2 separate regions of the Homo sapiens genome follow, and region 1 is linked to region 2. A link is a loop called in an ENCODE intact Hi-C map of the cell type or tissue named here. Cell type or tissue: ovary. All regions are shown on one strand. Each heading gives the region's core, and the rest is flanking DNA. Links, peaks and the distances in the headings are about the cores only.

The links. A loop is a pair of places that touch in the nucleus more often than their neighbours do. Peaks named below come from ENCODE experiments on the same cell type or tissue, not always from the same donor. Only the 100,000 strongest peaks of a DNase experiment are listed, where the experiment ranks them.
Region 1: a loop joins it to region 2, with 4 times the contacts of the local background. A loop is called at or near these places in 7 of 110 quality-filtered maps.

The regions. Positions count from the first base shown.
Region 1 is chr10:102,008,535-102,011,448 of GRCh38, reverse strand. It overlaps ARMH3 (armadillo like helical domain containing 3), which reads left to right. Exons shown (of 26, transcript NM_024541.3): 12 at 1,426-1,472; 13 at 2,000-2,075. Among named protein-coding and RNA genes, the nearest start is that of ARMH3, 46 kb to the left of the region's middle. RefSeq lists an enhancer at 1,533-1,602. In ovary, for the core only: a CTCF peak has its summit at 1,430; a DNase peak (open chromatin) is centred at 1,442.
Region 2 is chr10:101,601,624-101,604,537 of GRCh38, reverse strand. All of the region lies in intron 4 of DPCD (deleted in primary ciliary dyskinesia homolog (mouse)), which reads right to left. Among named protein-coding and RNA genes, the nearest start is that of MIR3158-2, 1.6 kb to the right of the region's middle. RefSeq lists a silencer at 1,493-1,652. In ovary, for the core only: a CTCF peak has its summit at 1,557; a DNase peak (open chromatin) is centred at 1,557.

The sequences.
Region 1 (2,914 bases), core at 257-2,756, 410 kb before region 2:
CACATTAATTAATTAATTAATTAATTTTTTAAAGGCTAAAGAAAAGGTACACATTAAGCCAGAATTTGCTTCCTAAAGAGTTGGCTCCGTTTAGGCACTGACCTTGTGGAACACGGTATAGTAGGGTTTGGATCTGAGTGCTCTCCTGAATGCTCCTTTGCTGTCTGCCATGGCTGTTTGATCCTCATAGCTGGTCCTAGGGTTGAGCGATCGTGCAGTAGATCTGTGCCACTCTTCTAATAGCTTAGGGTTTGGGCTTAGAGGTCTGAATTTTAGGGAAGTTATTGGTCCAGCTGGCAAGACTCCAGGGCAAGGTTTCTTGGCATTTGGTACCAGATAATCTGGGACTGATTTTGAAGAGATAAATCTAGGAGATTCTAGAATCTAGGCAGATTCAGAAAGTCTGTCTTTCGGGCATTATTATCCAAGTATTCAGCTCTAGGGCAAGACAATTTTTTGGTTAGTTGCAAGAAGTAGTTGCCCCCTCTCCTCCTCCACTTCTGCAATTCTTTTTCCTCCACTGCTTACGAATTGTTCCTTCTGCCTTCTCAGCCTGTTCTCAGGAAGGGGCCTGATAAACTCTTTAACTCCAAAATGTAAATGAGTGAAGTCTCTCAGGGGCTAGAGAAGTATGAGTTTTGTACTGGTGTTTGATGAAATGAATTAGATACAATTATACTGCTCCCAGATATCTCTGCCTTTCAGTCAAGTTTTCAGAAAGTTTTGTACCAAACACATGAAGCTCTAGGAGCATAGGTTTGTGTATAGTTTCAAGCATAATTAAGGAGGTGGAAGAGGTATTTTTTAGTGGGTGTAGGCATCTTAGTGCTTCTGATATCATACACATTAGAGGCAGCCTACTCCATTTACTTATTCACTTGCTCTGACTAGGACACAAACTAAAGATTTTGTTATCTGAAAAATGGAGAGTGGATCTCATATAGACAGCTTTGGTCTGAAACCTGAATATTGTTCCCAAAGATAGCTTTATGTTGGTTGAAGTCAGCCTGCTTCCTGTGAAGTTTTTCCTAAGTTAGTTTCTGACTTCAAATAAGCAACTTCTAGGAAAGATACAGAGTGATGAAGATGTGTAGGTTAACTGTCAGAGGGACTAAACTTACACACTGAAAAGGAGAGTTGGACAAAAGTACTAGGCTTTTTCTTTAAAGCGAGGTGATTTAGTAGGCAAGATGATTTACTAGGCAAGATGATTTAGTAGGATTCTCATTATTTCATTTATTACTTATGAGTCTTTTAAGATTTTCAAAGTGGGCTGGTTTTGGTGTGTGTGACTTATGGCCTAGAGTTCCAAGTTCTCCCCAGGTGGAAGCAGCTTGTTTTCTTCACTGATAAAAGGCTTCCTAGGCATAAAGCTCCTCTCATATCCTCCTGCTATAAGTTTGCAATTCCCCTTTTCTTCCACAGGTGGGCAGCATGTTCATAGCAGATGCCCATGAGAAAATCTCAGTACAGTAAGTGCCTGACATTCTTGTGCAGTGACTTGGACTTTAGTGTGGGCTGTCCTGCTGGATATGAGAGTGTGCAGTGTTACCTCTTGCTAATCTTTTACAGAATCATACTTTTTTGGTGATTTTCAAATGTTTCATGGGTTTTGAACATTAATGGACCCTTAGAAATTTCTGCTTTTCATATGTATTGAGCGACAATAAGCTGAACAACTGTTGCCAGACTATCTCTGCAATGAAACAAAAGAGGGATGGGTGTCTGAGCCAGTTGAGGACTTAACTGGGTTGAGGTGGAAAAACAGAGGGAAGATAATGAAGTAGATGAGAACTGGTCCTAAGGAATTAAAGTGAAGGCCCTGACTCCTGCCTATACACTTTTGCATACGCCCAAATGGCAAGTAAAGGGGAACTTTAGAAATGCAAAGGAATTGATAATGAGGCGCTGGGGTGCAATCCAATCTTATCTTCATGGTTATACTGTTTTAACTCCCCCCACTATAAAAACTGCTCCAATTTGTTCTCTTTTTCTTTAGAACCAATGAGGCCATTCTTCTGGCACTTTATGAAGCTGTTCATTTAAATCGCAACTTCATCACAGTATTAGCTCAGGTTGGTCACATTAAAAATCCCAGTGTTTTTTTCTCTCTAAATTTCATACCGATTAATTCCATTGAAAAGCCTATCTGGCTGTACTTGTTTAAACCCTGCTTTGCATTGGTAAGTGGTAGTAACAAGGAGTTGAATCAGTTGCCTTTGTTTCCTGCTGTCCTCAAATATGTATGTTTCCATTGGTGCTGAAATGGGTCTAATAACGTGCAAAGTTAGTTTTTTTGGCCAATTTATTGATCCTGTTAACCCAAATGAATTGTCATGACTTCATTTTGCTCACTAGAAATCCCTGGTATTATCCGCTATGTGGATTTTTATATTGGGCTTTCTGCTTTCCACACCACTGTGGAATTACAACTGGAGATAAAATAGGCCAAGCCACTCACCTTATTATCTCACCAATTTCCAGAGGAAAAAAGTAAAAAATATCCTGGCCAGGTTAAGGTTAGCTGTTAACAGATAACGTGGTTTACATACATTGAAAGGAAGTCATAGAATACTGAGCGCTGGGCCCTGCGCTGTGGCTCACGCCTGTAATCCCAGCACTTTGGGAGGCTGAGGTGGGCGGATCACAAGGTCAGGAGATCAAGACCATCCTGGCTAACACGGTGAAACCCTGTCTCTTCTAAAAATAAAAAAAAAATTAAAAAAAAAATAGCTGGGCGTGGTGGCGGACGCCTGTAGTCCCAGCTACTTGGGAGGCTGAGGCAGGAGAATGACGTGAACCCAGGAGGCAGAGCTTGCAGTGAGCCGAAGTCGCGCCATTGCACTCCAGCCTGGGTGACAGAGTGAGACTCTGTCTCAAAAAAAAATAAAATAAAAACAAAACATAACAAAAT
Region 2 (2,914 bases), core at 99-2,598:
TATGTGAGGCCAAGGACATGATACACTGCAATCAATTCCTTCAAGTAAAGTCACCAACCCAGCTCTTCAGAGACAAGGCAAGTATGGGTAAAGAAACTCTGGCTTTGGTTAGTAACCACATTCCAGAATATTAGAACTGGGGCAGGTTATGGAACCTCCAGGTGAAGGAAGAGGTCAAATCAGAGAGAAATGCCATGATGTGCATTTCTGAAGTGCAGATGTCTGAGTATCAGGAGAGACAGTCACTAACTTTCAGCAAGCTGGTTCATCATGCTGACTTTATATATACATTTATATAATCATCTATAACACAAGAATAAAAGTATGGATCCTGTCCACCTCCTGACAGAATGATGATCAGAAAACAGATTTTAAATGTACTATATCCTTAAAAAGCTAAACACTGTGGAAGGGAGTAGCCATTGAGTTTTTGGCTTCTGGCCAGAGGCCACACTTCCCCACCTGCCAGAATGGCCACCCTGGTCTGGGTGTGGTGGCTCATGCTTGTAATCTCAGCACTTCAGGAGGCCAAGGCAGGAGGATCACTTGAGCCCAGGATTTTGAGAGCAGCTTGGGCAAAATGGAGAGACCCTCAACGCTATAAAAAATTGTTTAAACTTGGCCAGATTGGGTGGTATGCGCCTATAGTCCCAGCTTCTCAGGAGGATGAGGCGGGAGGATCCCTTGAGCCCAGGAGTTCAAAGCTACAGTGAGCTATGATTGCAAGAAGTGGACTCTAGCCTGGGCAATAGGGCAAGACTCCATCTCTTTTTTTTTTTTTGAGATGGAGTCTCACTCTGTCACCCAGGCTGGAGTGCAATGGCATGATCTTGGCTCACTGCAACCTCTACCTCCTGGGTTCAAGCGATTCTCCTTCCTCAGCCTCCCGAGTAGCTGGGACTACAGGCATGCACCACCACGCCTGGCTAATTTTTGTATTTTTAGAGAGACAGGGTTTCGCCATGTTGGCCAGGCTGGTCTCAAACTCCTGACCTCAGATGATCCACCTGCCTTGGCTTCCCAGAGTGCTGGGATTACAGGCGTGAGCCACCGCGCCCAGCCAAGACTCCATCTCTTAAAAAAAAAATAAATAAATAAAAATAAAAATAAAAAAGAATGTCTATGCAGGCTGTAACCCCTGATGAGAAATAAATCTCTCCCTTCCAAATTAATAATAATAATAAAGGAATACCCATTGAGTTCTATATAATTAATGGGAGTAAAGGTATAAAATACATTCTTCCAGGTAGAAGGTAAAAATGCCACTAGGTTCGGGAACGATCTGGCTAAGGGTTCAGCGGCCTCTAGGTTACCTCCCAACAGAGAGACCTGAGGAGGGCAGGGATGAGCCAGGCTGGGACACTGGACCAGAGGCTCAGTGTGGGTTCCAAAGTGGGCCCTGAAACACTCCTCTGTCCTCTATGGGAATCCAACCCTCAGCCCTGCCCCTCCAGGGGCATCACTCCCATCCCACCTGGCCTCACCCATCATTTCAAAAATGTCCAACAACCCCTGCTTGCCTTGAGAGCTAGCCTGGGCCTCCAGCCATGGAGCTCCTGGCCAACAGCGCCACCTATGGCTGGATGTGCGCAGGAGATGGGACCCAGAGGATATGCTGGCAGATGAATTTTTTGGTGAGCTAGCTAGCCTCTTTCCTCACTCCCTGGTAATCACATTTCTGTCTGATATCTGTATTCGACAGTGACCTCTGGGGGACAAAAAAGAGGCAGCAGCCAGCTTCACAAAGTGCTGGGCTGCAGATTCAAGTGCTATCAGAAGCACTTTTGTTCCCAGTTTGGACCCAAGGCCTCTTCCACCAAGGAATGCTTGCTGAAGCATGGAGTTTGTTCTCCTACAGGCAATTTCTCTGTTGTCTGAAATTGCTAAATTCCACTTTAGGCAGTGACTCCTGTTAATGATGAGAACAATAACGGGAATAAACTGCCTCTTATCTGAGGGCTTCAAAGTGCTTTATAAACACAAACCCTTATTATTATGACTTTATATTTATAGACAAGGCCCACTGCAGGGGCTGCTGGCTGCATGTACAGCAATAATCCTGAAATTAATTCATCCATCTCCACCCTTTCCCCTGTCCTCTTAACCCTGCCAAAGCAATGGGATATGGGGGTCACAAGAGGATGGCAGCACCCAGGGCTGCGATGGGGGAGTCTGGGAGCTACCCTGCTTCCCTGTGGGCCTCGTGAGCCTGAGGGAGATGGAAGGGGAGACTGGCACCACATCACCTGAGGAGATGCACAAGGAGCTGTGTCCCCATTACTGCATGTAAAGCAAGAGATGGGTGGGGGCATCCCCATGAGGCATGTTGAATGGCTTCACAGCTTGCAGACAGGTAACTTATAAAACCTCCCATCTCAATGCCCAAATCTATTTTGTGGGAGTTGTCCCTAGACTGTATTCTCTCTAGCCCAGGTCAAGATTGATTCATTTCAGGGTCATTCCCTTCAGGCCTCACACAGGGCATTGTTCTCCTGTGATCAGTCAGGGCTCCAGAAACCTAAATGAGATCAATGCATTTCCAAAATGGAAATGCACTGTGGCCACCTTCTGTCCTTTCAACCCCTGCAGTTTGCCTCCCCTCTAGGGGACCACAAAGGGAAGTTGAGTACCCCTTTTGAAGCATTATGCAAGAGACTTCCAAGCGGCCCAAGCATCTGCCCCACTGTCAGTCTGGGGAGGGATTAGGTTTACTGCTGCCCAGTCTGCTTTAAACTGCTGTCAAGTACTGCTTTAAAGGACTGTCACTCCCACTTCAGACAGGGGTGCCTTCCAAGCTATGGCTCCCTGCCAGCTCTGACAGTGATGTCACCAGGCCACCCTTACCAAGGCCTGGCTCCAGTCAGGAGACCAAGGTCATAATAACCTTTCAGCAGAACCACCTGAGACCACAAGT